Linked DNA regions of Homo sapiens: regions 1, 3 and 4 are each linked to region 2. Evidence: chromatin contacts called from ENCODE Hi-C or POLR2A ChIA-PET data. All regions are on one chromosome and are shown on one strand. The core of a region is the stretch at or near the end of the contact, and the rest is flanking DNA. Distances in the headings are between cores, read along the strand shown. Region 1 overlaps LOC107984859 (a long non-coding RNA gene). Region 2 overlaps CLEC16A (C-type lectin domain containing 16A). Region 3 overlaps LOC105371082 (a long non-coding RNA gene). Region 4 has its middle 53 kb from the start of SOCS1.

Region 1 (6,753 bases), core at 2,450-4,949, 170 kb before region 2:
CTCTTAAAAAAAAAAAAAAAGGAAGAATCTGGACATGTAATATCTTGTTCAATAGGAAATCCAAGTTCATTTTCCTTCCATCTTTCAGCTGATATCTCGCTGTTGGTTTTATCTGAGGTCAGTCCTAAGAGGGCCAGTGAAGTTTCAGCCACCACATCAGGAAGAACAGAAAACCATGTCTCTCCCTGGGGCTTCCCTTAGGAGCAAGGAAAGCTTTCTTCATGTCTCATTGGCCAGAATTGAGTTACCTGCCCATTGTTGAAAGTCAGTGACCTAGCCGGGCGCGGTGGCTCACACCTGTAATCCCAGCACTTTGGGAGGCCGAGGTGGGCGGATCACCTGAGGTCAGGAGTTCAAGACCAGCCTGACCAACATGGAGAAATCCCGTCTCTACTAAAAATACAAAAAAAATTAGCCAGGCATGGTGGTGCCTGCCTGTAATCCCAGCTACTCAGGAGGCTGAGGCGGGAGAATTGCTTGAACCTGGGAGGCGGAGGTTGCGGTGAGCCGAGATCGCGCCATTGCACTCCAGCCTGGGCAACAAGAGCAAAACTCTGTCTCAAAAAAAAAAAAAAAAAAAAGAAAAGAAAGTCAGTGACCAGGAACTGGAAGTTTTTTTTGAGACAGGGTCTCACTCTGTCTCCCAGGCTGGAGTACATTAGAGTGATCACAGTTCACTGCAGCCTCGACCTCTCAGACTCAAGCAATCCTCCCACCTCAGCCTCCCAGATAGCTGGGATACAGGGAAGCACCACCACACCCGGTTAATTTTTTATTTTTTGTAGAGACAGGGTCTCACCATGATGTCCAGGCTGGTCTCAAACTCCTGGGCTCAAGACGTCCTCCCGTCTCAGCCTCCCAAAGTGTTGGGATTACAGGTGTGAGCCACCTTGATTGGCCTGGAACTTAATTGACAAGGGATGATTGTTGGGGAGTTCATCAGAGTGATTGAAAAACCAGCCCTGCCAGGCGCAGTGGCTCACGCCTGTAATCTCAACACTTTGGAAGGCTGTGGTGAGCAATTCATTTGAAGACAGAAGTTCGAGACCAGCCTGGCCAACATGGTGAAACCCTGCCTCTACTAAAAATACAAAAATTAGCCAGGCGTGGTGGCAGGCACCCGTAGTCCCAGCTACTTGGGAGGCTGAGGAAGGAGAATAGATTGAACCCGGGAGGTGGAGGTTGCAGTGAGCTTACGACAATGCACTCCAGCCTGGGTGACAAAGCAAGACTGTTTCAAAAAAAAAAAAAAAAAAAAGAAAGAAAGAAAAGAAAAAGAAAAACCATTCCTAACTCTTCATCCCTCCCTGTGTCCCTGCCCTTGGCAGTGTGACTTTGCTACTTCTCCCATCAAGAAGTTGAGTCTAGATCCCCATCCCTAGAATTGGGCTGCTTTGGCCAATAGGATGAAATGAAGGGATGAAGTGACGCGGTGATGTGCTAGATCTCAGCCTAGGCCTCAAGACACCTGTGGCTTCCACTTGCTCCCTCTGGACTCTGCCAACACCGGGAGAACAAGCCCGACCTCTCAGACTCAAGCAATCCTCCCACCTCAGCCTCCTAGATAGCTGGGATACAGGCAAGTGCCACCACAGGCTGTTGGATGATGAAAGTCACATGGAGCAAGAGGAACCCTTCTCAAGCCCTGTACTCTGTGCCCCAGGACCTTAGCATGTGCTGACCGTGCCCTCTGGACTGCTCTGGCTCATCTCCCGTGACTTAAGGCCACTGTTCTGTTTGGAGACTCAGCTCAGGCAACCCTCTCCCAAGAGGCTTTGCAGAACCATCCCCGGCCCCAGCCTGGGTCGAGGGCCTCCAGGGTTTCCTGTAGCCCAGTTTGTGTCACTCTGCTTTGTGACTCTCTATTCTTCAGTCCAGCTGCCTCATTCACAGATATGGAAACTGAGGCCCAGAGAGGGGAAGTGACTTGCCCAAGGTCACCCAGCTGAGGGCCGTGTTCGCTGCTCCTCCAGCAGGTTTTGTTCTTTCCTTTCCTCAGCATCTCAACCCACGAGAGCCTGGATGTGGCGGTCCCATGGCGGGAGAGGGGGCCTGTGCCCCCACCAGGTGCCCAGTCTCGAGTCAGGATGAGACTCCTGGAGGGTCCCCTGGGAGTCTCCACTGGCAGCACCCCCTCCCCACATCCCCGCAAGGTGGGCATGAGCAGCATTCCCTCTTCAGATGAGGATGTGAGGCTCAGAGGGAAGAGGCGGGCCCGGTCACGTGGCCATGGAAGGATGGGGGGATCTGATCCCAGACCTTTCTACAGCCTGCATTTGGCCTTCTCCATGGCTTTGGGGCAGAGCCAGGGCCGGCCACCACGGAGAGGAGCAGACAGAAACCCAGGGCGGGCAACGGGGAGGTCTCAGGCTGGATGGTGGGGAACCACCGAGGCAGGAAGACGCAGAGCAGAAAGTGAAAGGAACCAGAGGCCTAGAATAGCTGCGGGTGACAGAGCCAGGGGACTACAGACGCTGCCAATAAGAGAAACCAGGCGGCCCACGGAGGGGCGGGGCACCCACTCCTCAGAGAGGCGGCCCCTAGCTGAGGAGGCCCATGGCCAGGTCCCTGCTAACCCGGGCAGCCCCCGCTTGGCTTGGCAGCCTGGGTGGATGCCCAAACTGTGGGAATGGAATTGGGGTGAAGGGCTGTCTTGGGGCAGAGAGGGGCCCACTTCTAACTTTAGGCCGACCTCTGCATCATTTGGATCAATCACCATGAGCTTATAAGATCTGGGACCTGCAAAGCTCATCAAACAGTGCAGCTGGTGAAGCGGGGGCCGTGCCGTGAAGACAAGCCTGTTGGTTAACATCTCCTAGTGGCTGTCGATGTCTGTCTCCGGTGGCAGTTCCCTGCTGTGGTTATGCTGCAGGCTCCAGAGCCAGGCGGCTGGGGTTCAATCCGGGCTTGGCCTCTTGCTGGCTGTGTGACCTTGGGCAAGTCACTTCACTTCTCTGGGCCTCTGTGACTAATATCACTGACTTCACGGGGGTGTCCTGAGGATTAGCTGAATGAGTATAAGTGAAGCACATGGAACAGCTCAGAGAAAGTGCCTCATAAACAGCTTTTATTATCCACTGTCTCCATACACTGTATAGACACACACACACACACACACACACACACACGGGGAAAGTCCCTCCAGGATGTGCACAGGGACTCTTTTTTTTTGTTCACTTCTGTGTCTTCAGGGCCTAGAACAGTGGCTGGCACACAGCGGGTGCTCAATAAATGTTTGTGGAATGGAAGGAGCAGGGGAAGGAGGCGGGGAGGGAAGGAAGGGATGGGAGCGAACAGAAAGTCGGCTATTGCCCAGCGTGGGGCATTGATTCTGTTGCTGTGTTTCATTCCCCTATCACATTGCCATGCACCGCTTTGGTTAATTGAAAAACACTTGTCTTCAAGGAGAGCCAGCAACAGAGCAGGGAGGTGGCTTGCAAGCTGTGATGGTCTTTCAGTTCAGGCTGGCCCCAAGACACCCCCACCATGGCCTGCTAAGATCCCCAGAGACCCCCCTCTCCCGGGCCAGGGCCGGCGGTGGCAGCTGTGCGGCGTGTGGGCAGCTAGAGAGGTGACAGGAAGCTCAGCAGGACAGGCTGTTCCCAGCCTACCAAGAACCTCGAGGCGAGAGGACAGGCTGTTCAGGGCTGAGATCTGCATGCTCCCAGCCCCTCCCGCCCAGGGGAAGTGTCACCAGCATCCAGGGCGGGGACCTCTGCCCTGGCCTGGAGATCTTGTTGCTCTTCTGATCTCTGTGAGGAACTCGGCCCGCTTGCTTTCCAGGAACTGCCTCCTGCAACCGGCGGGCAGATGGTTCACAGGGAAGGCCCGGGGGCCCAGCCCTGCCTACCTCGCACCCTGCGCTGGGCTGCTTCGGACATGCCACTCACCTCTCTGGGCCTCAGCTTCCCCACCTGCAAAACAGAGAAAATAGGGCACCACATGTAGGCATACTGTGAAGATTCAGAGCAAAGTTCAACTTTTTTTGTTTTACCATTAATTACTTTATTTATTTATTTTTATTTATTTATTTTCCTGAGATGGAGTCTCACCTGTCCCCCAGGCTGGAGTGCAGTGGCGTCATCTTGGCTCACTGCAACCTCCACCTCCAGGGTTCAAACCATTCTCCTGCCTCAGCCTCCCGAGTAGCTGAAATTACAGGTGCATGCCAACACGCCTGGCTAATTTTTGTATTTTTAGTAGAGATGGGGTTTCACCATGTTGGCCAGGCTGGTCTCGAACTCCTGACCTCAGGTGATCTGCCCGCTTCGGCCTCCCAAAGTGCTGGGATTACAGGCATGAGCCACTGCACCCAGCCCCATTAATTACTTTAAAACAAATGGTGGCATCTAGGCACAGTGGCTCATGCCTGTAATCCTAGAATTTCGCAAGGCTGAGGTGGAAGAATTGCTTCAGGTCAGGAGTTTGAGACCAGCCTAGTCAACGTGGTGAAACCCCATCTCTACTAAAAATACAATAATTAGCTGGGTGTGGTGGCACACACCTGTAATTCCAGCTACTCGGGAGGCTGAGGCATGAAAATAGCTTGAACCTGGGAGGCAGAGGTTGCAGTGAGCTGAGATCATGCCACTGCACTTAAGTCTGGGTGACAGAGTGAGAATCTGTCTCCAAAAAAGAAAGAAAGAAAGAAAAAGGTGGTAAAATACACATCACATAAAAATCACCAATTTAAAGTACAGTTAGGTAGCATTTAGTACGTTCACAGTGTTATATAACCATCAGTCTAGTTCCAGAATGTTTTCCCCACCCTAAAATACAACCCCATATTCATAGCAGTCACCCGCCCAACCGCCCTTGTCCCAGCCCCTGGTAAACCCTAATCTATCTTTCTTTCTTTCTTTCTTTCTTTCTTTCTTTCTTTCTTTCTTTCTTTCTTTCTTTCTTTCTTTCTTTCTTTTTCTCTTTCTTTCTTTTTCTTTCCTTTCTTTCTTTCTTTCTTTTTCTTTCTTTCTTTCCTTTCTTTCTTTTCTTTCTTTTTCTTTTCTTTCTTTCTTTCTTTTCTTTGTTTCTTTCTTTCTTTCTTTCTTTCTTCCTTCCTTCCTTCTTTCCTTCCTTCCTTAATTCCTTCCTTCCTTCCTTCCTTCCTTCTCTCTCTCTCTCTCTTTCTTTTTTTGAGACAGATTCTCGCTTTGTCGCCCAGGCTGGAATGCAGTGGCGCCGTCTCAGCTCACTGCAAGCTCCATCTCCCAGGTTCACGCCATTCTCCTGCCTCAGCCTCCCGAGTAGCTGGGACTAAAGGGGCCCGTCACCACGCCCGGCTAATTTTTTGTATTTTTTAGTAGAGACGGGGTTTCACCGTGTTAGCCAGGATGGTCTCGATCTCCTGACCTTGTGATCCACCCGCCTTGGCCTCCCAAAGTGCTGGGATTACAGGCGTGAGCCACCGTGCCCGGCCAACCCTAATCCACTTTCTTCTTCTGTGGATTTGCCTATTCTGGACATTTCATATAAATGGAATCATACAGTAAGTGGCCTTTTGTGTCTGACTTCTTTCACTCAACATATTTTCAAGTTCATCCACTTTATGTAGCATGAATCAGTCTTTTATTACCATGATTCCTACAATCCATTCATTACTTTAAAAAAAAAAAAAAGGACTTCAAAAAGTGTTTATCGGCTGGGTACAGGGGCTCATGCCTGTAATCCCAGCACTTTGGGAGGCCAAGGCAGGAGGGTCGCTTGAGTCTAGGAGTTTCAGACCAACCTGGGTAATATAGCAAGACCCTGTTTCTACTAAAAATACAAAAATTAACCAGGTATGGTGGTGCATGCCTGTAGTCCCAGCTACCAGGGAGGCTGAGGTTGGAGGATCGTTTGAGCACAGGAGTTTGAGGCTGCAGTGGCCTACGATGGTGCCACTGCATTCCAGTCTGGGTGACAGAGGGAGACTCTGTGTCATAAAAAAGTGTTTATCAAGGGAAAACACAATCACTTACATGCACGCATCTGAGTGTCCAACTTGGTGAGTTCTGACATAGTTTTATGCCCACAGAGGCACCACCCAGACTGAGGTCCAGGGCGTCTCTAGCACGGTCCCTCAGACCCTCCCCACCTCCTGGCCAGAGGCAGCCCCTCCTCTGACTTTTGACACTATTGATGAGTTTAGCCTGTTGCTTCAGATGAGTGAAAGTGGACAGTGGGGATGTTTTCTAGCTCATCTCATTCCCTCAACGCCATGTCTGTGAGTTTCATTCACATCGTGTACGGCAGGAGTTTGTTCTTTTGCATTGCTGAGTGGTATTCCACTGCATGGCTGTTTCACACTTTATTTTTATTGTATTTTACTTTTTTATTGAGAAGGAGTCTCACTCTGTCATCACCCAGGCTGGAGTGCAGTGGTGCAATCTCAGCTCACTGCAGCCTCCACCTCCCGGGTTCAAGTGATTCTCCTGCCTCAGCCGCCTGAGTAGCTGGGATTACAGGCACCCGCCACCACACCTGGCTAATTTTTGTATTTTTAGTAGAGACAGGGTTTCCCCATGTTGGCCAGGCTGGTCTCGAACTCCTGGCCTCAAGTGATCCCCCTGTCTTAGCCTCCCAAAGTGCTGGGATTACAGGCGTGAGCCACTGCGCCCGGCTCCTCTTTCACACTTTATTTCTCCATGACCCTGTTGGTGGACATTGGATTTGTCTCCCCTTGGGGGCTATCCTGAGCCATGCTGCATGTGCAGGCCTGTGGTGGGCAGGTGCCTCGTTTCTCCAGGTTTTTGCCCAGGACTGGGATTGCTGGGT
Region 2 (7,053 bases), core at 4,423-6,922:
CTGGGCTCCCATGGGGGTAGGGGGGTTATAAGGGCCTGGTAGGCACATTGGGCAGCCCCACAACTCTGTAAATTCACAAAAGAAAGCTAAAATATGAGCATAAGAGCCATAAAATTCACCCCACCACACCCAAAACAATAAGCACTCTCTTGATTCCCCATGGCCTGCCGCATACTATGCCAGCTGTACGGGGTTGTCTCATCTAAGCTTTTAATGACTCTGCATGGTTCCTATTTTACAGATGGGGAAACCAAAGCTGAGCAATGACAGGCAGCCTGCCCAAGGTCAGTTAGTGAATAACTAGATTCCAAGCTCTGTGTTCTTCCAACCACACTCCTTGACCTCCAAAAGATTTAAGGCTTGGGACCCAGGGTTTTATTGAGCGCTTTTCTTTGCTAAATAAAGACGCAAATTTAAAAGTATTATTAAAAAGGAAAAATAAATTATTATTCTTTCAGATTCTTCCATAGAATATCAGGAAGGACTGACCCAGGAAGAACAGGTTAGATTTTGAAAAGGATGACAGCTGACCAAGCTCAAATATAAAGAGATTGCTCCAGTTTCTTTGCTTCAATGAGTCTGGAAGCAAATTCTGGCAAACTCAATGTCACCGGGGAATCAGTCCAATGAGCAGGGGAAGGTGGGTGGCTCTGTAGTCAGACACACTGTGGCTCAAGCTGGGGCTTGGTAATCACGTGACGTGCCCAAGCCCAGGCTTGTGTTCTGGAAATGGGGCACCCACCGTGCAGGTACAACGGGATGGCACCGGTGATGTGCTGAGCCCACGAGCTGGCCTGGAACAAAGGCTCGGTTTTCACCCTCCTGCTTCCTTGCTGCATGTGCAAGCTGCCTAGTTTAGGCGACAGTCACTCAAGTTAGAAGCCCACTGAGGCCATGTAGCTGTGAAAGTCAGTCATTCTTAAAAGAGGGCCGAAGCAGTTTAATGTGGGCACAACCCATCGGGAAAGCAATTTGGCAATATGCAGAGGGTCATGAAAAAAACACATTCATACCCTTTGAACCAGAAATTCCGCTTCTGGGAACTTATCCTAAAGAAATAATTCAAAAGAAAGAAAAACACTGTATTCATGAAGCTGCTCATTATAGTTTAGTTGAAAATAATGTAATACTGGAAGCAACGAAAATGTCTACTTGCAAGAAAATGCCAGATGAACCTTTATGAGGCCATAAGAAATGAGACTTATTTAAACTGTGACAACATGAAAAACTTCTTGTGCTACGACGAAAAGAAAGAAAAAGAAGGGATGAAAGCAAGACCACAGTACACTCTTTTTACAGACAAAGATAGGAGGAGCACAAAAGATGTCTAAGTATTGTTTGTTTAGGGTGATGAAATCATGGGAAAGACTGTTCCCTTTACTTTTGAAACTGCATGAGATGTTATTGTATTTTCTTTAATGTATAATACACATCGAAAAAATAAAGCAAAATATTCTATTTCCTCAAGGCCAATAGTGATAAACACAAAAACTGCTTGTGGTTTTACAAAGGAACAGGGAAACAATGTGGGGACAAATAAAACCTCGTGCAAATATGGGTGTTTCATAACCGCTTCCAAGATGACTATATACAGATGGCTAGTGGCTTAAACTTGGATTTTGATATTCACCAAAAAATCCTATTCCTAACTCTCTTTTCTCTGGCATTAAGCTTTGGTAGATTTAGATCATGAAAGACCCTATTTCTTTCCCACCTTACATACTAGACTGCTCCATCTCTGTTCAGACAATGCTTCCTGAGCACTTACTGTCTGCCAGGCCCTGGGCTTGTCACTTCACAGCCACACTCGTCTACTCTGGGCAACAGCTGAGAGGCAAGACCCACGAGGGACCTGAGGTTCCGGGAGGGTGAGTGGCTCGCTCAAGCTCATGCAGCTGGAGTTGGGATTTGACCCGTGGTTGGTCTGACTGACACCACTGTTTTCCTTCTTCACTGCTTCTCTCAGGTCCCCCTACATGTGGGATGGATCCAGCCTAAGCCCAAAGTTCTGCTCCAATGTTCTCACTGGACCCCAACAGCTCCAGTGACCTTCATTTCAACATGAATTTCCCTTCTCAGCTGGCATGGCTCAGTGGACCCCTTGCTGTTTTGGTCTTATTTTATATTATTTGCTCATCATTCTTGTCTTGCATCTTACTCAGAGCCTGACACCTAGAATATGTTCAACAACTATGTTGAAAGAAAGAATAAGTGATGTGGTTTTTAAAATGCAAGAGAGGGCTGGGCATGGTGGCTCACGCCTGTAATCCCAGCACCATGGGAGGCCGAGGCAGGTGGATCACCTGAGTTCAGGAGTTTGGGAGCAGCCTGGCCAACAGACTGGGGAAACCCAGTCTCTACTAAAAATACAAAAAAAATTAAAAAATCAGCTGGACGTGGTGGCTCATGCTACTGTAGAGGCTGAGGCAGGAGAATCACTTGAACCTAGGAGGAGCAGGTTGCAGTGAGCCGAGATCATGCCACTGCACTCCAGCATGGGTGACAGACTGAGACTCGTCTCAAAAAAAAAAAAAAAAAAAAAAAAAAAAAAAGCAAGAGGGAAAACGGCGTTATCGTGAGATGCCTCCCCACGGCCTGCAAAGCGCTACCACCATCCTCTCCTGTAGCTGCGCTCCTGCCCCTCCCTCACTTAACTATGCTCCTTGAACATGCCACACTTGGTGGCATCTCAGGGACTGGATGTGTGCTGTTCCCTGTTTGGAAAGTGCCTCCTTTATCACTTTAACCTTCCTGGCTCCTCCTCATGCTCCAGGTTTCAGCTCAGATGTCAACTCTGCAGAGAAGCTCTTCCGATCACTCTATCTGCAGGAGGAGCGCTCCTCAGCCCCTGGCTATGGCATGCTGTTTCTTTCCTCCAGAGCTCTGACTGTGAGTTGATACCCAACCTGCTATTCTCTTACTTGTTAATAAACTTTACCTCACTAGGTAAAAAGAGCGGTCCAGAAGGCAGGGATGTGTGCTCACTCATTTCTTCACCCCCAAGGCTAACACAGTATTTGGCACATAGCAAGAATCTAGCAGCTCTTTGATGAATCTATGAATATTTAGGAATGATTTGCCAGGAGAATTGTTTGAACCTCTTTGACAAGTCCTTAAGGAAAATAAAGGATGGAGTTTCTAAAAAGGATCAGCCTCCTTTAAAAAGTCTACTTGGTGGAAAAAAAAAAAAAAAAAGAAAGAAAACCTTTGAATCCAAAGGGGTAGCTTGGAATGTTCTTTGGATACAAGCAAAAAACTTGAAACGAACCACATAAGCCCTCAATTGCTTGCTAAACCATGTAACTTCCTTTAGCTCAGATTCAAAGCACATTGGTGTGTTCTGATTTCTGAAGTGGGCTTGAAGAGCTAAGCTTCTGGATGATTCTAGATGGCTACCTTGCAACAGGAACCGTAGTGAGATGAGTGGCCAAAGCCACCCTTCAGAAAGAAATTATTAAAGTCACAAAGGAAGCTTTTCTAAAGTGGATGCCTTGGCTTTGAGGTAGCCTGGCCTCTTTTATATCATTCTGCTACCCAGGGACCCTGGGAGGACTTGAGAGTTGCTTTTGGAAACTTGTCAGACAGGCAAAGAGACTCTAGAGAAGCTGAGATATTCTCTATCTGTGCTTCAGCCAGCCACTCGGGTTGTGCATCCTATCCAGGACAAGGGAGGTGGGCAGCACAGCCCTGGGAACCTGCAACTCTGTGACATGTGAGGGGCAAAAAGACTATCATCGAGACCTGCCATTGGCTTGCTGCCGAGTCCTCACGATAACTCTGGAAAGGCAGGCACATTTTACTTGACAGATGGAGACAGCAGCTCAGAGTAGACAAGAAGCAACCTCCCTTCTGCCACATGCCTGACAAACTGGCCCCTGCATTTCTCCCATCTCTCGCCTGTGGATCAGGACCATCTGCCCCAGCCCAGCAGGGCATGAGGTCATGAAACTGTGTTAAGAGGTGACAGCCAAGGTTCTCAAGGGGCTCCAAGGCTCCCGTGATCTGGCTCCTGCCAGCACCCCCAGCCTCATCACATCCTCCTGTGGGCTCCAGCTGCAATCACTGCCGTGTTGGTGCCAGAATGTGCCACCTGTCTCTGGGCCTATGCCTCCCTATCTGATGCCTGTCCCACTTCCTGCTCCAGGTGGGATTAGTGACCTGACCTAATGCTGCTTGAATAATGGCCTGAGCCACATGACCTGCCACTGTCTCTTCCCACTTTGACCTCTAAGGCTCTGATTTCTTCAGGACTGGGGCTGTGTTTTTGCTGTCCCAGTGTCCTGAGCAGAGCCAGCAGATCTCAAGAAGGCAGTGTGGGAAGCAGTGGATCAGAATGCCTAAGAGTCTAGGTTCTGGGGGCCACATTGCCTGGGCTGACTTGTGGCTCAGCTACTCACTAGCTGGGTGACCTTGAGCAAATCACCAGACCTCTCCATGCATCAATTTCTTCCCCTGTGGACAGGGCGTGGTGGTTCACATCTGTAATCCTAGCACTTTGAGAGGCCGAGGTGGGCGGATCGCTTGGGTCCAGGAGTTCAAGACCAGCCTGGGTAACATGGCAAAACCCCATTTCTACAAAAAATACAAAAATTAGCCGAGTGTGGTGGCACACACCTGTAATCCCAGCTACCCAGGAGGCTGAGGTGGGAGGATTGCTTGACCCCAGGGGGCAGAGTGTGTTGCAGTGAGCCAAGATGGCACCACTGCACTCCAACCTGGGTGACAGAGCAGGACCCTGTCTAAAAAAAAAAAAAATTCTTCCTCTGTAAAATGGGGATAATAATAGTGCCAATCTCCTAGGATGGTTATAGAATTTAATGAGGAAATTCACATAAAGAACTGATTTGAATTGATCTACTTCATAACAGAGGCTATGTGTTCATAGAAGTGGTAAGAAAAACCCTGATGAACTGTGAACCAAAAGAAGGTAGAGTGTGGGCTGGGTGTGGTGGTACATGTCTGTAATTTCAGCACTTTGGGAGGCCAAGGCAGGAGGATGGCTTGAGGCCAGGAGTTCAAGGCTAACTTGGGTAACTTAGCAAGACTTCATCTCTATAAAACATCTAAAAATTAGCTAGGTGTGGTAGCTTGTGCCTGTAGTTCCAGCTACCGACGCTGAGGTGGGAGGATGGCTGGAGCCCAGGAGTTTGAGGCTGCAGTGAGCTATGATCGCAACACTGCACTCCAGGATGGATCACAGCTCACTGCAGCCTCCAAAACAACAACAACAACAACAACAACAAAAAGGCAAAGTGGAATCCAGAGCAGCAGTGCTCAGCGTTCAGTCCTCTGGACCTTCTGGCTCAGGGGTGCGGGGGGATCTCCCAGGTGGGGCCTTCTTGGCACAGGATGCTGTAGCCCTGGCTGGGGGTGAGCACGTCAGCATCATGAAGCAACACATACACATCTGTCAGAACCAGTCCTCCAGTGAAAGCTGATGCCAGGACGTCCAGTGCAAACACTGCCACCCACAAACAGAATCGTGTGCCTGGCAGGGAGGACATGGAAGGAAGGCGTCAGTGGGCCGGACAGGGTGGGTCCTGCGGTGAGGCTTGTGGGTTTGGTCAGACAGTTGGAAATGTGGATTGACTCAAGACACATGGGTCCCACTTCCTCTGCACCCCCAGGCTTCCGAGGTAGAACCACCAGCTGCAGGGAGGAAGGTTCAGACTCCTCGTGTCTGAGGTGCAAATGACAGGTCATTCCTGTTTTGCAAAATCCAAAAGTGAAACACCTCTGTCACACACGAATTAACTCAGATGATAAAGGCTGACAAGGGGAGCTGTGTGCAATGAATTCCTCTGAACTATACACAAATACTCATGTCTCCAGTGAATGATTTTCTAGGAAAAGGTGATGGTGCTTTCTAAGAAAGAAACTCTGATCTTACCCGGGAGATAAAATACCATGAACACCCCTGAGGACACTGCTTCCTAGAGTACCTGCTTCGGAAAAAAAGGGCTGATAACGGAAGCACACACTGCAGCTGGTTCTGAGAACTAATCTTTTCACACATATCTGTCCTGCAGGCTGGTGAGATTCACATTTAATTTGACTGTGTCCCAAGAGCAGGTAGATGCCTTAACATCGCACTATCTCTGGGGGTCCTGAGACCGCTGGGCTACGATTTCACACCAACCTCACCTGCACTGGATGTACCGTGCTCACCCCCGATGGTTCACAGAAAACTGGCCCCATTGCCTTACACTCCTGAGCTCAGGGCTTGTCTGTCTGCACTGGTGAAGGCTACCTCTCTGCAGCCAACACTGGGTGCCAGATGCAACGGAATGCCAAACCCTACTTCCCAAAGGGTAAAAACATGCCTTGGAAAGTCATGCCTGGGGGCAAATGGGTACTCTCTATCCACTGTCTAAGCTGTGTTGAGGGCAGGCTCTTGACTTTGACAAAGAAGCCCTTTCCTCCCTGGTCTGGGAGTGGTTCTGGAGAACAGTGGCCCAGGAGATGACAGGTCCTGTGCTCACTCACCCGCCGGGTCTTCTCCACATCGCCACACGGCAGCCGCTTCACGAAGTCAATGCCCGTCAGTGGCGTGCCTGTTGGGGGCAGCAGGATGGAGGCGTCCATCATGAGATATTCCACGTTCATGGGCTTCATCTAGAAGAGACATTACAGGAAACCTCAAAGCAGATTCCTTACTTGGAAGGAGGAAGGGGCCGGGGGAGGTTGCACAGGCCCCTCGCCTTCAACCGCATTTAGTAAATGTAAATGAGTGATCTAAATCCTGGATTTAGATTGAAGTAAAGCACAGAGGCAGCCAGATAAGGGAGCAATATGCCTTTTGGTTTTCTAAATTGCAGATTTTTCCTTTAATTGAAGCAGCAGCTCAGACTCTTGAGAAGTTGCATCCTTGCTGTGAAAAGCTTGCTCCTCTTCGCATTCTCTCTCCACCTCAGCAGGGACAGGGATTCTCAGCAGGAGGCCAGGTATGCTTTATCCCTGTGGGTGCAAGCCCGTCTGCCACCTGCTTCCTCCTCTCTGTCCTTCCAGTGATGATAACAGCTATGGCGATGGCAGCTTCCGTTTAACGAGAGC
Region 3 (6,458 bases), core at 2,608-5,107, 250 kb before region 2:
TTTTTTGTTATTTATTTATTTATTTATTTATTTTGAGATGGAATCTCACTCTGTCACCCAGGCTGGAGTGCAGTGGCCTGATCTTGGCTCACTGCAACTTCTGCCTCCTGGGTTCAAGCAATTCTCCTTCCTCAGCCTCCCGAGTAGCTGGGACTACAGGCGCACCCTACCATGCCTGGCTAATTTTTTGTATTTTTTTAGTAGAGACAGGGTTTCACCATATTGACCAGGCTGGTCTCGAACTCTTGACCTCGTGATCCGCCTGCCTTGGCCTCCCAAAGTGCTGGGATTACAGGCGTAAGCCACCGTGCCTGGCCAATTTTTTGTTATTTTTTAAACACACCTGCACATGACCTTAGCTTGTTTTTTTGTTTGTTTTTAAAATTAGAGATGGGGTCTCACTATGTTGCCTAGGCTGGTCTTGAACTCCTGGGCTCAAGTGATCCTTCCATCTCAGCCTCTCAAAGTGCTGGGATTAAAGGCATAAGCCACTGCGCCCGGGCAAGGGTGACCTTCTAAGAAGAGGTAATGGGGGGGATTTACAATCTGAAAAAGCCCACCCAGGGTGGACCCCTTGTGGGCTCAGCAGGCACAGCTCCTGGGGCTATGACACTTCAGGTGCCCACGGAAATGTTTTCATTTAAAGTTCTTTTAAAAGAAAGGAGGAGAACACATGGGATCATGATGACAATGTAATAACAAATCCATCCTGCATTACGTTTGTCGTTATACCAATGTGGTCGTAAGTACAATTTCATTTTCTCTTTTTTATGGAAGAAGGTGTCCATGGAAACCACCATGCATCTCTGGACAGGCCACCAGGAGAGAGACAGATGCTGAGGACCAAGAACGCTTGGCCAGCCTGAGCAAGGCGTTTCAAAATCCAGGCCAGCAAGGGAACAGAGAGGCCCAATTTGGAAAGCAGTCCTGGCCCAGCCTGCACTCTCTGCCCTACTTGTCATCGAGTCACCATCATCCCGTGAGGGGCACTGCCCCTGAAGCAGCAAACTCAGTTGCTTGCTGTGACAGGCACTGCTAAGGTATTTAATCCTCCCAACAGCCCTATTAGGCAATGGCCGTGAGAGTTGTCATTGGACAGATGGGGAAACTGAGGCCAAGAGCACCCCTGCACAGTGCCTGGTATACCATAGGTGCTCAGCAGATATCCTCTGAGTGTGACCTGGGTGGACAGAGGGAAGTTAAGTCCTATGCTGGGACTTAAACCAAGCACTGGGCTCCAGACCCCCTGCTAGAACCACCACCCTCCGGCCTCTCAGCACATGTGCCAGGCCCTACCCTGGTGATGTTTCTAATCCTTACATAGAATCTACAAGGCTGATCTTACCAGCTCTGTGTCCAAATGAGGAAACTGAGGCTCAGAGACACAAACACACCTGACCAGGTTCCACCTGACTCCACAGGCAGCTTCCTTTCCCTCCCTCTGCAGACTCATTTGATGCAAAACTGGGTCTTGTGTTTGGAGGTTTCAGGGAGGGGCCCAGGATTTGTGGCTGGGGGGCCTGGGGAAGGTCGAGCCAGCAGTGCATGTTCAGGCAGCCTTACTGTTTACCTGGGGCCTCCTCGTCAGAGCAGAACACCCAGCGGTGGCAGAAAACAAGAAATGACTGCCTGCTGGCCTGGGGTGGGTGGGGGAATGGCGGGGGAAGCAGCTATCCAGGCTCACCCTGGCCCAGCCTTCCTAGGCTGTGGGTCTTAGAGAAATCAGGTTTCAGGGCACAAGAGAAGAGTCTGGGGGTGAATCCATGGCTTACTTTCACCAGGTTCCCCTGGGGGAAATGAAGGGAACCTCAGACCTGAGTGCCCCTCATTGGCCCTGACCTTGGATAAGTCTGGTCATCTCCCTCAGCTTCAGTTGGTCCACCTGTAAAGTGGGGCCTTCAGGGATAGGAGTGCCAAATCAGATACTTCCAGACTGTGGACTCTCACGCCAGAATCAAAGCCATGCTGGCCTCAGTCTCCTCATCTTTATTATTTTGTGTTATTATTATTATTTTTTGAGACGGAGTCATGCTGTGGCCCAGGCTGGAGTGCAGTGGCATGATCTCAGCTCACTGCAACTTCTGCCTCCTGGGTTCAAGCGATTCTCCCGCCTCAGCCTCCTGAGTAGCTGGAATTACAGGTGTGCGCCACCACGCCTGGCTAATCTTTGTATTTTTAGTAGAGACAAGGTTTCACCATGTTGGCCAGTCTGGTCTTGAACTCCTGACCTCAGGTGATCCACCCACCTCGGCCTCCCAAAGTGCTGGGATTACAGGAGTGAGCCACCACACCCTGCCAGTTTTCTCGTCTTTAAACGGGATAATGATACTTGTCTCAAGGGCTTGTCCTAGAGAGCAGACACGTGGGCAGTGTCCGGCACCATTGCCCTCATCATTAGACAAGTGCATCCATTTCTTAAACGTGCAGACCCCTGAGGCTGGGCCTGGGAACATGCATGTTCACAGGTGTCCCTGGAGGTTCTCACCACAGGGTCTGGGGACGTGACAGCTACAAAGAGTTCTCAAAGTACTTTTTGCTCTCATTTCTTCTTCTTTTTTTTTTTTAACCACAAAGCTACCATCCACACATGCTGAAGCACGACACCCAGGACAAAGGGAGGTGTGTTGAAGCGCTAATCCCCTCCCTTTCTTTAATCCGAACTTCGGGGGAAAATAATGGTGAAACAATTGGTGTGTATTTTACATTTTGCCCTCTTCTCAGATGAACACATTCAGAAATAGTTTGGGCTTCCTCTTCTAGTTCTATTTATTTTTAAATTTAATTATTTGTTTATCTTTCACTCTTTTTGTTTGTTTGTTTGTTTTTTAAAGACAGGGTCTTTCTGTCACCCAGGCTGGAGTGCAATGGTGCAATCATAGCTCACTGCAGCCTTGAACTCCTGGGCTCCAGTGATCCTTCCACCTCAAGCTCCTGAGTATCTGGGACTACAGGCACACGCCACCATGCCTAGCTAATTTTTTAAAAATTTTTTTGTAGAGATGGGGTCTTGCTGTGTTGCCCAGACTGGTCTCAAACTCCTGAGCTTAAGTGATCCTCCCACCTCAGCCTCACAAAGAGCTGGGATTATAGCTGTGAGCCGCTGTGCCTGGCCTATTTTATTTTTTGTAACCCAGGCTAGAGTGCACTTGTGTGATCAAAGCTTACTGCAGCCTCAAACTCATGGGCTCAAGCAATCTTCCCACCTCAGCTTCCCTAGTAGCTAGGGAGTACGCTCAGCTATGTTTTGTATTTTGTGTAGAGATTGGGTTTCATCATGCTGCCCAGGCTGGGCTTGAACTGGGCTCAAGTGATCCTCCCGCCTCAGCCTCATGAGTAGCTGGGATTATAGGCGCACAACACCTTGCCTGGCTTTTATTTTTTATTCTAATTTTATTAAAACAGGACTCATAACTATTCATGTTTTCTACATCCTTTTTGAGAGCCTCCTACATCGATACACTGAGCACAAACACCTGCTGCAAATGCCTCGACTGCTACACTGGAAAGATGGGGCTTTTCACCCCTTTTCCAGATGGGGAAACCAAGGCCCCAGCCTGAAGTGAGTTTGTGTCTGGAGGTTTCAGGGAGGGGCCCAGGATTTGTGGCTGGGGGGCCTGGGCAAGCGAGTCCAGGCCGTGGGGCTGCAGCTGAGAAGTAGAGCATGGTGACTGGGTAAGTGGCTGTTTGTTGCCAGGGCTGTGCCCACGGCGTGGCAGTCTTGGGCTCTGCAGACATTCCCCGGGGAGGGCACATGCAAGAAGCTGGCTGTGCCTCTGCCATGAGCCTCACGTGCCCCTCTCCCCTGCCCAGGCGGCAGGCAGTGGCTTTGGGCCCCTCCTCCCCGTCAGAGCGGCTAGCTGCACAGCCAGACCGCAGACCAGGCGGGGGAAAGTGCAAATGAACCCCAGCTGGCAGCTGAGTTTCTCTTTCCCGTCAAGCAAGTGCCTTATCGTACCGATGCAAGGCGAAGAAGGAGGTGGTGGTGTCGGGGGAGTCTGCAGGGAAGGGGGGAGCCACTGGTGCTGTTTTTATTTTCTTAAGGAATAATGTTTACACGTGAAAGTGCATAAACTATGTTGACTTTAAGTGTCCAGCTTGATCATTTTTTATACCTATATAGTCACCACTCAAATCAGGATCAAGGGCACCCTCAGCCTCCAGAAGGTTCCCTGGAGCCCCTTCCCAGTACACAAGCGACCCCCGGCCCCACTAGCAGAGGTAACCACTGCTGTGCCATCTATAAATAGCAGTGAGATTTGCCTGTTCTTAAACTGTACATAAACCAATCAGTCACTTGGGATGCGTCCCTTCTTGTCTGGTTTGTTTCACACAACACAACACGTGCGAGAGCGGTGCATGACGTGGTGTGTGCAATGGTTTGCAATGTTTTATTGGGGAGCAGTGTCCCATTGTATGGAGGTACCTCAATTTGTTTATCCATTCTCACTGTTGATGGATATTTGGGACGTTTCCCAGTTTGGGATTATTAGGAGCAGAGCTCCTATGAATATCTGTGCACAGATCTTGATGGGCACATGCTTTCTTTGCTCTTGGGTAAATACCTGAGAGTGGGACTGCTGGGTCTCAGCGTAGGTGAATGTTTAACTTTATAAGAAACTGCCCATGGTTTTCCTGCCTGGCTGCCAGAGCTGCTTTAGGAGCTCAGAGGTGTGACTGGTACAACTGCTTGGGGGACCCCAATCCACATCAGAGCAAACCTACAAAACACATCTATGGGCCACATTAAACATAGACTTTAGGTGTACAGCTACTTTTCAGAGAGGCTTTTCTAATTTTACTTTTTGAAGTTATTTGGCCCTGGACCGCTCTGCTGTGTGGGCCTGCTGGAATTTCCTGGCAATGGTATTTGGGTAGTCTGACAACAGACAGCGGAACCCTCAAAGTGTTTTTCATTTCCAGTGAGATTTTTATGAATAACGTAGTCCTTCCCCTTCCTCTGAGGCTTTGTGAACTCCTATTCACACCTCAAAACCCCACTCCAAGACCCACGCCTCCCCAAGTGACAGTTCATTTTCTATATTTATTTGTGTAATTATTTGTTTACTGTAGGCCTCCCCTTTGATGAGGAGCCCCCTGGGAGTGTCAGGCTCTCTGCTGTCCCCCCAGCACCAGCACAAGGCTTGGTGAATACTTGGGACATTTAAGATTTGCCAAATAAATGAAAGACCCAGGTTCTGAGTGCAGCCCCTCAGAGCCTCTCACCCCCACCCTGGACTCCTCCACAGAGGGGAAGCCTGAGACTCTTTGTAGGGACTCTCCTAGGTCATAGAGATGCTGAACTCCAGTAGATCTCTCTAATTACAGGGCCCACAGGGCCAGCAGTATAGATAGGTCACCCACTCCACCCAGCTGGGTGTGGGGAGGAGCCGCCCTGTCTGGAGGTGAGAGGGGCCCAGAGGTCCCACAGGTCCTTGCAGGGCCCAAGCAAGTCTGGGTCAAGACGCTGATCCTGTCTCATGATCCTTCCCCCGACTCCTCACCTGAACACCTCTGGACGTGTGGGGTCTTTTCCAGGTTTGCTTATTATTACTATTAATTTAAAAAGGAATAGGGCTGGTCATGGTGGTCCACGCCTATAATCCCAGCACTTTGGGAGGCTGAGGTGGAAGGATTGCTTGAGCCCAGGAGTTTGAGACCAGCCTGGGAAACATGGTGAGAACCCGTTTCTATTTTTTGTTTTTTAATTTTTAAGAGGAAAAAACAGAAAAAGTAGTAGCGTAAATGCAACGTGGGATTCTAGATTGAACCTTGTGTCTTTACCAGCCCTCTAGGTGATTCTGGTGCATGCTAAAATTTGAGAACTGCTAGTCCACTGAATATATTCCAGAGAAATTCTAGCCACAGCAGCACTGTTTATAATGGCAGAAAATTGGAAACAGCCCAAGTGTCCATCAAGAGGGAATGAAGGCCAGGCATGGTGGCTCACATCTCTAATCCCAGCACTTCGAGAAGCTGATGTGGGTGGATCACTTGAGGTCAGGAGTTCGAGACCAGCCTGGCCAACATGGCCAAACTCCATCTCTACTAAAAACACAAAAATTAGCTGGGCGTGGTGGTGCATGTCTGTAGTCCCAGCAATTTAGGAGGCTGAGGCATGAGAACCACTTGAGCCTGGGAGGCGGAGGTTTCAGTGAGCCGAGATTGTGCCACTGCACTCCAGCCTGGGCAACAGAGTGAGACTCTGTCTCAAAAAAACCCCCACAAAAAACAAGAGGCAATTAAGACAGTTACAAGGTAGGCACATAAGGATTACTATGTAACATAATATGTAACTTACCACTATGTAACAAGGCAAATAGAAGCGCAAGGCCCCTCTCTTCATCCAGGCATCTACGATGAATCTCACTCAGGTACCCCTCAGCGACAAAGCAAGTTATTATGTGAGACATAGAGTGTGAAGCCAGACCAAGATTTCAACACCCCAAAACTGTTCTCAC
Region 4 (6,391 bases), core at 3,839-6,338, 150 kb before region 2:
TATGAGGCCTGGCTTTGAGTGAGGGCTAGGTGCCAGGGCAGGGGAGTGGCATGGTCAGATGTGAGCTGAGAACGACCCCTAGGAGAGGCTGACCTGGGGAGCAGCCAGGGGTGTGACAGGACTGTGGGGAGCAGGAGAGGGACTTGACCTGGAAGACTCAGCTGGCTTCTGGGGGCAAGCAGAAGTTTGCCACTGCTGCTGCGGCATGTCTGGGCGAGGCAGAGAGACGTGGGCAAGTCCCTGGCCCAGTCTGGTGTCCTCAGTTTCCTTATGTGTAAAGAGAAGGGTGTGGTGATCTCCAGGCCAGGGGCTGAGAGCCATTGAGGCCACCCACTTCCTGGTCCTGTCCGCCCCACTCCCACGATGTACCAGGAGCTGGGGATGCAGTGACAAGAAGTGGAAGCCACAGCCCAGCTCTCATGGGCAGTGGGTCCGGGAGTGGACATGCAGTGATGACCTAGGTCTGGGCTGAAGAAGCTTTTCCCAGCAGTATGTAGCCCAGCACGCAGGAGAGATGCACCAGGAAAGGGATCTTAGCCGTTGACAACTGCCCTCCCATAGCAGCCCCACTGGGGCCAGGTTTCTTGGGACAATCAATGCCATCATTCCGGGAAGCCTACCCCAGGAGAGGCCCTGATTTCCCCCCATTTGCATAGCCACAGTAACAGGAAACAGGACTCACATTGCCTCATCAGTGCGGGCTGGGCCAGGCCAGGCCAGCTCAGGGCTCAGCTTGGATGTCCCAGCCTGGGCTGCCTCCTGGACAGCTGGCAGAAGCCCCATCTGGGCACTCCATCCGGTGGTGGCCAGACAGGTGGCCCGGGAGCTCCAAGGCTGTCCCCAGGCCCACCTGGATGTCCGACATGAAGGCTCCAAGCAGCTCAGCAGCATCCCCTGGGAAGGAAGGGGGGCTGTCAACAGTGACAGCTGGGTGCTCTATTGGGGTCAAAGTGCGCCGAGTTACTGCCAAGCTATCCTGGTTCCCAGAAATGATGTGTAGAACTTCCTGCCGCAAGGAGTGTGGCTATCTGCTACCTGGCCCCCCTCCATCCTCTCCCAGTTTCCCCCAGCTCCCTTCCAGAAAGCCAGGCTTTCAGCAGGAAGAGTGTTTCTCGGATGCCGTTCACTGGGTGCTGGGTGTGACCCAAGGCTCCACGTGCTGAGCTGGGTCCAGAAACCAGGAGTTTGGGGTGCAGAGAAGGGGCAAGCTTGAGTTTAGCCTCATCAGAGCCAGGTGCCCCTGGAGCCCTGGACCTCATGGGCCTCAGTCCTCCCACATCTGCCATGGGGATACTTGTGACTACCTCTCAGCGTTGACAGGAGGCACTAAAAGGGAAGGCGCTGTAGCAGTGCTGGTGACTGCGATACTAGCGCTCACGTCTGCCTTAGTCCCAGTGCTCCGGCCGCGTTGGGGCAGCTATTGAAAGAGAAGCCAGATTTCAACATTATATGAAGAGACAATGTGGTGGAAGTTTAGCCCTGTCCAAGATACCCTGTGGACACAGCCTGACCTGGGTTCGGATCTTGACTGTGCCACTTGCTGGCCGTATGACCCAGGGTGAGCTCCTCAGCTTCCCTGAAGCTCAGTTTCTGCATCTGTAGAATGGGAATGAATAGCGATGTCCATCCGTTAGGGCTATGGTAAGGAGTCGATGAGACACCACATGAAAGGGACCCGATAAAAGGGAAGGTGTGGATGACGGGGTCACGAGCCCACTGAGAGGATGTAAAGCTCAACCCTATAGCGGCTCCTGTGGCAGAGGCTGGGGTTATGGAAATAAGCCCCCGTGGCCGTGTTAAATCAACCCCCCAGAGAAGTCAGAGGCAGTGAGGAGGCAGGAAGCACTCAGTCCTAGACTAGGGATCCAGAAGACTAAGGAAGGCAAATGCCTGGCCAGTGACATCTGAGGAGGCTTCCTGGAGGAGGGGATGTCTGAGCTAGTGTCAAGGATGGACAGGTTTGGCCACCAACGTGAAAGGTCACATCCCAGGAAAGCAGCCAGCTGGGGCAAAGGCAGGGTGACCAATGTTTCTCTGCAGGCGTGGGAAGGACAAGCCACGTGGTTGAGGGATCACCCACTGCCTCCCCCACAGACCCCTGACTCCACCTCTCAGAGCCCTGAGCCTCCAGTCATGGGCACAGCCATTCTCTCTCTCACTCCAGGTCTTCAGACCCCTAGCAATGGGGATGCCCCCTTTCCTGGCATCACAGGAAAAAGTGGTGGCACATACCTGGTGGTATGGACCCTGTCCTTCTCCATGGGCCCCTGCTCTTCCTCCTCAGCATCATCGTTGCCAACATTGTAATTTGTAACTGTTTTCTGGTCATTTTTCTATGCAAATAATTTTTGAATGAACAAAATGGGGTTATGGTTTCCAAACTCTTACAACTTGCTTTTTCCTCTAAGGATACACATACCATGAGCATTTTCCCAGGGAAGCAATACTCCAAATCACCATTTTATTTTATTTATTTTATTTTGAGATGGAGTCTCATTCTGTCGCCCAGGCTGGAGTGCAGTGGTGGCTCACTGCAACCTCTGTCTCCCGGGTTCAAGCGATCCTCCTGCCTCAGCCTCCTCAGTAGCTGGGATTACAGGCATGTACCACCACGCCTGTTTTTTTTTTTTTTTGAGATGGGGTCTTGCTCTGTCGCCCAGGCTGGAGTGCAGTGGTGCAGTCTCAGCTCACTGCAAGCTCTACCTCCCGAGTTCACGCCATTCTCCTGCCTCAGCCTCCCCAGTAGCTGGGACCACAGGTGCCTGCCACCACGCTGGGCTAATTTTTTGTATTTTTAGTAGAGATGGGGTTTCACCGTGTTAGCCAGGATGGTCTCAATCTCCTGACCTTGTGGTCCGCCCACCTCAGCATCCCAAAGTTCTGGGATTACAGGCGTGAGCCACCGCGCCCGGCCTATGCCCGCCTAATTTTTGTGTGTTTAGCAGAGACAGGGTTTCACCATGTTGGCCATGCTGGTCTTGAAATCCTGACCTCAGATGATCTGCCTGCCTTAGCCTCCCAAAGTGCTGGGATTACAGGTGTGAGCCACCTCGCCTGGCCTCCAAATCACTATTTTAATGGCCCCATGGCATAGATGGACTGTCATGAATTTAACCAAGTCTGTAATCTCAGCAAACATTTCTTCAGGAGGGTAAGATGTGTGCAGCCAAGAGTACAAGGGTCCAGAGTCCTTCGGTTTGGTTTCTGACTCCACTTTTTTGTGTTTAAAGAGATGGGGGTCTCACTATGTTGCCCAGGCTGACCTCGAACTCCTGGGCTCAACTGATCCTCCTGCCTTGGCCTCTGGAGTAGGTGACTCTACTTCTTAGAGCTGTGTGACTCTGGACAAGTTACTCAACCTCTCTGTTTTTCCTTGGTTTCCTGAAAGATGAGAAACAGAGGAGCCCCTGCAGATGCCTAGTCATGAGACTCCCTTGAGCTCTTGGGTGTGTGGTGCTTAATGAAGCGCAGCGCCCTGGAGACAGACAGGAGGTGCCACGTGGATGGGGTAAGGGGTATTGTTGCTCTTTGTTGTTGCTATTTGGGCCAGGTATTGATTTTACAGTCTGGAGAGTGAAGGGCTCATGCCAAGTGGCATGAATGTTCAGAGTGACCACGACGGTTCAGTGAGACCTTGGTGCCTCTTCCCCTCCCTGGCCCCTTCCACGGAAAGCATCTGAGTCCCTTGCAGGGGGCAGGTCTCCAAATTCCCAGAAACATCTGGGGCTGGTTGGCCTCACAGGCCAATTACACCAGTGTCCCAGGAGTCTAGAAAGACGTTCTAGAAAGACACTCTCTGGGGAGAAAACCATACTGAAGTCTGCCCAAAATGCCACCATCACCCACCCCCTCCCTCTGGGTTCAGCACTGCCCTCTCCCTGGGTTCCCCTTTGCATGTTAAATTAATGCCCCAGAGAGGCTCTGCAGACGGCCCCAGTGACGGCCACCACTGGAGAGACTCCCTGGATGGATGGACAGATGGATGCAGCCCCAACTCCCCCACTCCCACGGGGCCCCAGCCAGAAGGCAAGAAAGCCCCTACCCAGCCTCTAACTGCTCAAAATCCCCAGCACCAAATTCCCCCAGCCTGGGGATCGCCAGGAGGGAGCCCTGCGTCCCCAGTGTTGGCCCCACCTCCCTTCCCCCAGGGGGCAGGTGCAGCCTAGCTCTGCTCTAGTGTCCCCTGGGCACTTCTGTTCCCAGACCAGGAGCCTCCCTCAGCCCCAAGCCTGGGCACCCCAAGGCTCTCCCAGGCTTGGGTGGCAGCATCCCTGGCTCTCCTTTGCAGGCTGCTCAGCCTCTCTGAGCCGTGATTTTCTGCAAAATAGGAATAATGGGACTATTAGATCGAATGACACATGAGATTGCCATTTTTGTGGGTCAAGATCAGACAGGCAATCAGCAATTTCTTATGGTTTCAGCAGACGGCTGCCTTCGGTAGGGAGCTGAGGACTAAATGAAGAAACAAACGAGCAGCCCTGGGCACAGAATTTGGCCCAACAAACTTTTCATTGTCATTCCTATTACTTATTGTGGTGGATGGGGCTATCCCTCTCCCACTTCAAGGATCAGCAAGCCCTGCCACTCGGACGAGGCTCCCTCTGAGGCCAGGAAGGGGCCAGGGGGCCCTTCCTGAGTCCTGCCCACAGCCCCTGACTCGCCAGGCTGGACACTCCTTGCTGAGTCTTTTAACTGTCATTTCCCCCAAAAAGCCCTTAATCACCCTCTGCCGGGCCAGGGGGAGGAACCGGGAGCTGCAGGAGCTGCAGGCTGGCCTGCAGGAAGATGACTCAGGGGAATCCTTCGATCCCCTTGGCACGATGTGGGGGAGTGATTAAGGGGGGCGTCACAGGTGTGCGCCATGTGTCCGTCACCTGGCCGCTGAACTTTTTCTGAGCTGGAGCTGCTGGAAGCTGACTCAGGGGGTGGGCCTCTCCTGCCCTCCTTCCCCTCCCCAGGGCCAGGTCCCCTCTCTGTGGTGCTGGGAGGCAGGCCCTGAGCATTTCATTCATTGATTCATTTCTTTCATTTGTCCATTCATTGTTATCAGATCGATCAGTGGCTCACTTGTGTGACTCATCTGTGGGTCCGGCCCTTCATTCATTAGTAATAAACTCCATGACCATTCGCCCAGCCTGTCCTCTGGGCCAGCTGCCTTGTCAAGTGGGTTTTCTCATTCAGTCCTCTCAGTGCCCTGGAGGAAGAGCTATTATTACCCCCATTACATGGAGAGGAAAACTGAGGCATGGGAAAACTCAGTAACGCCCTGTGGAGTCCGGATTCAAATCCAGACCTGCTGCTGTCTCTAGAAAAAAAAGTCACCGTCCCCCAAAGCTGTGCCTCCCCTTCTGTGTTCCTGTAGCCACGTGGCCAGGTAAAAGTTACCCAGGCCAGCCTCACCCCACGAGAGCAGGGACCTCAGCTCACCACCTGGGTCCAGCACAGGCTTCCTCCCCTTGACCCTGGGAGAGTCGAGTGTCTCTTTAGGCTAAGTAAGAGCCCCCAAACCTGAGTTCCATCCCCTGTGGAAAGCCAAGCCTTCCCCTGCAGATCTCTAATTTCCAAGGACTCACATCCTCACAGCCTCTCCAGCCCCAGTCTCCCAAATGTACGGAACTGGACCGGATTTCCTATAGTCCCACCTCTGCACATGGGCTCCCTCTGCTCCTCAATCCCGTGGACCCCAGCAGAAATGTCAGTTCTTCCCTGTATCCCTCAAAACAAAACTCATGCTCCCATGAGGCATTTGTGAGAAGCGGTGGTGACTGAGGATTTGGGGGTGTAAACGGGAAGGGGGTTTTGCAGCCACAGAGCTGCGATTTCATATTGACATCAGATCTATAAGCCACTCCAGCACAGACCACCCAGATGGACCTGCTGTGCCTGATGCTCTGTCTGTGGATTCTCCCGTGTGGTGGATTTTTCTGGTGGTTTCTAAGCTTTATTGTGAGCTCATCTTCAGCGGGGAGATTTGCTGCGTGTGCCTGTGCACGTTTGGGCTCCCACACCCCTCAGGACGAGACGTTTCCCAAAAGGGATGCGTTGAGTTTGAGTAATACTCCAGGGATTTCACCAGCTGGGGACCTGCATTCACACTGAATTCCCGGCATGAGATTCCAGCAACCCAGAGTAGAATCAACCCAGACCTCAGTCTCCCCTGCCCTGCCCCACCCCCACACTCCCAGGCTCAGACTTTCAATTTCTTAGACTTCCCGCTATCCAATCTCGGGCTGTTCCTAGGCTGGGCAGAGGGTGATGTACCTTCCCATGGGATGGGGGAAGCCCTTCAGGGTCCTGCCTTCATACTGGGGTTTCTGTTCCTGCTCCCACGAAAGTCATGACCAGGGATCAAGGCCAGTCTGAGTCCCTTTCCCCTTCCCCACCCCACCCT

What was found. A loop is a pair of places that touch in the nucleus more often than their neighbours do. ChIA-PET counts read pairs that join two places held with the same protein, here RNA polymerase II (POLR2A). Pooled maps may share reads with other maps.
Region 1: a map of naive thymus-derived CD4-positive, alpha-beta T cell shows a loop between it and region 2 (4-fold over the local background). The contact joins two enhancer-like sites. A Hi-C loop is called at or near these places in 1 of 168 maps with a recorded cell type or tissue (naive thymus-derived CD4-positive, alpha-beta T cell), 6 of 37 single-sample maps with no recorded cell type and 14 of 50 pooled maps. POLR2A ChIA-PET finds 5 or more read pairs at or near these places in 11 of 52 experiments (H1, HepG2, activated CD4-positive, alpha-beta T cell and 5 more).
Region 3: a map with no recorded cell type shows a loop between it and region 2 (5-fold over the local background). The contact joins two enhancer-like sites. A Hi-C loop is called at or near these places in 1 of 37 single-sample maps with no recorded cell type and 4 of 50 pooled maps. POLR2A ChIA-PET finds 5 or more read pairs at or near these places in 1 of 52 experiments (activated B cell).
Region 4: a loop to region 2 is called in a pooled map, with 2.3 times the contacts of the local background. The contact joins two enhancer-like sites. A Hi-C loop is called at or near these places in 2 of 50 pooled maps. POLR2A ChIA-PET finds 5 or more read pairs at or near these places in 3 of 52 experiments (HCT116, activated CD4-positive, alpha-beta T cell and activated T-cell).

The regions. Positions count from the first base shown.
Region 1 is chr16:11,221,262-11,228,014 of GRCh38, reverse strand. LOC107984859 (a long non-coding RNA gene) reads right to left here. Exons shown (of 4, transcript XR_007064984.1): 3 at 3,891-3,914; 4 at 3,051-3,793. Among named protein-coding and RNA genes, the nearest start is that of SOCS1, 32 kb to the left of the region's middle. RefSeq lists enhancers at 1,961-2,520, 2,951-3,030, 3,511-3,560. Within about 2 kb of position 3,699, at least 20 of the 41 ENCODE cell types and tissues checked have a DNase peak (open chromatin) inside an H3K27ac peak, as active enhancers do.
Region 2 is chr16:11,051,075-11,058,127 of GRCh38, reverse strand. It overlaps CLEC16A (C-type lectin domain containing 16A), which reads right to left. Exons shown (of 24, transcript NM_015226.3): 18 at 6,487-6,615. Among named protein-coding and RNA genes, the nearest start is that of CLEC16A, 110 kb to the right of the region's middle. RefSeq lists enhancers at 5,480-5,629, 6,642-7,053. Within about 2 kb of position 5,672, at least 2 of the 41 ENCODE cell types and tissues checked have a DNase peak (open chromatin) inside an H3K27ac peak, as active enhancers do.
Region 3 is chr16:11,295,135-11,301,592 of GRCh38, reverse strand. The region is part of intron 1 of LOC105371082 (a long non-coding RNA gene); the gene reads right to left. Among named protein-coding and RNA genes, the nearest start is that of MIR548H2, 8.2 kb to the left of the region's middle. RefSeq lists enhancers at 2,613-2,662, 3,116-3,799, 3,931-4,110. Within about 2 kb of position 3,857, at least 19 of the 41 ENCODE cell types and tissues checked have a DNase peak (open chromatin) inside an H3K27ac peak, as active enhancers do.
Region 4 is chr16:11,200,473-11,206,863 of GRCh38, reverse strand. No RefSeq gene overlaps it. Among named protein-coding and RNA genes, the nearest start is that of SOCS1, 53 kb to the left of the region's middle. RefSeq lists enhancers at 56-125, 136-225, 546-685, 3,612-4,408, 4,401-5,600 and 1 more. Within about 2 kb of position 5,088, at least 10 of the 41 ENCODE cell types and tissues checked have a DNase peak (open chromatin) inside an H3K27ac peak, as active enhancers do.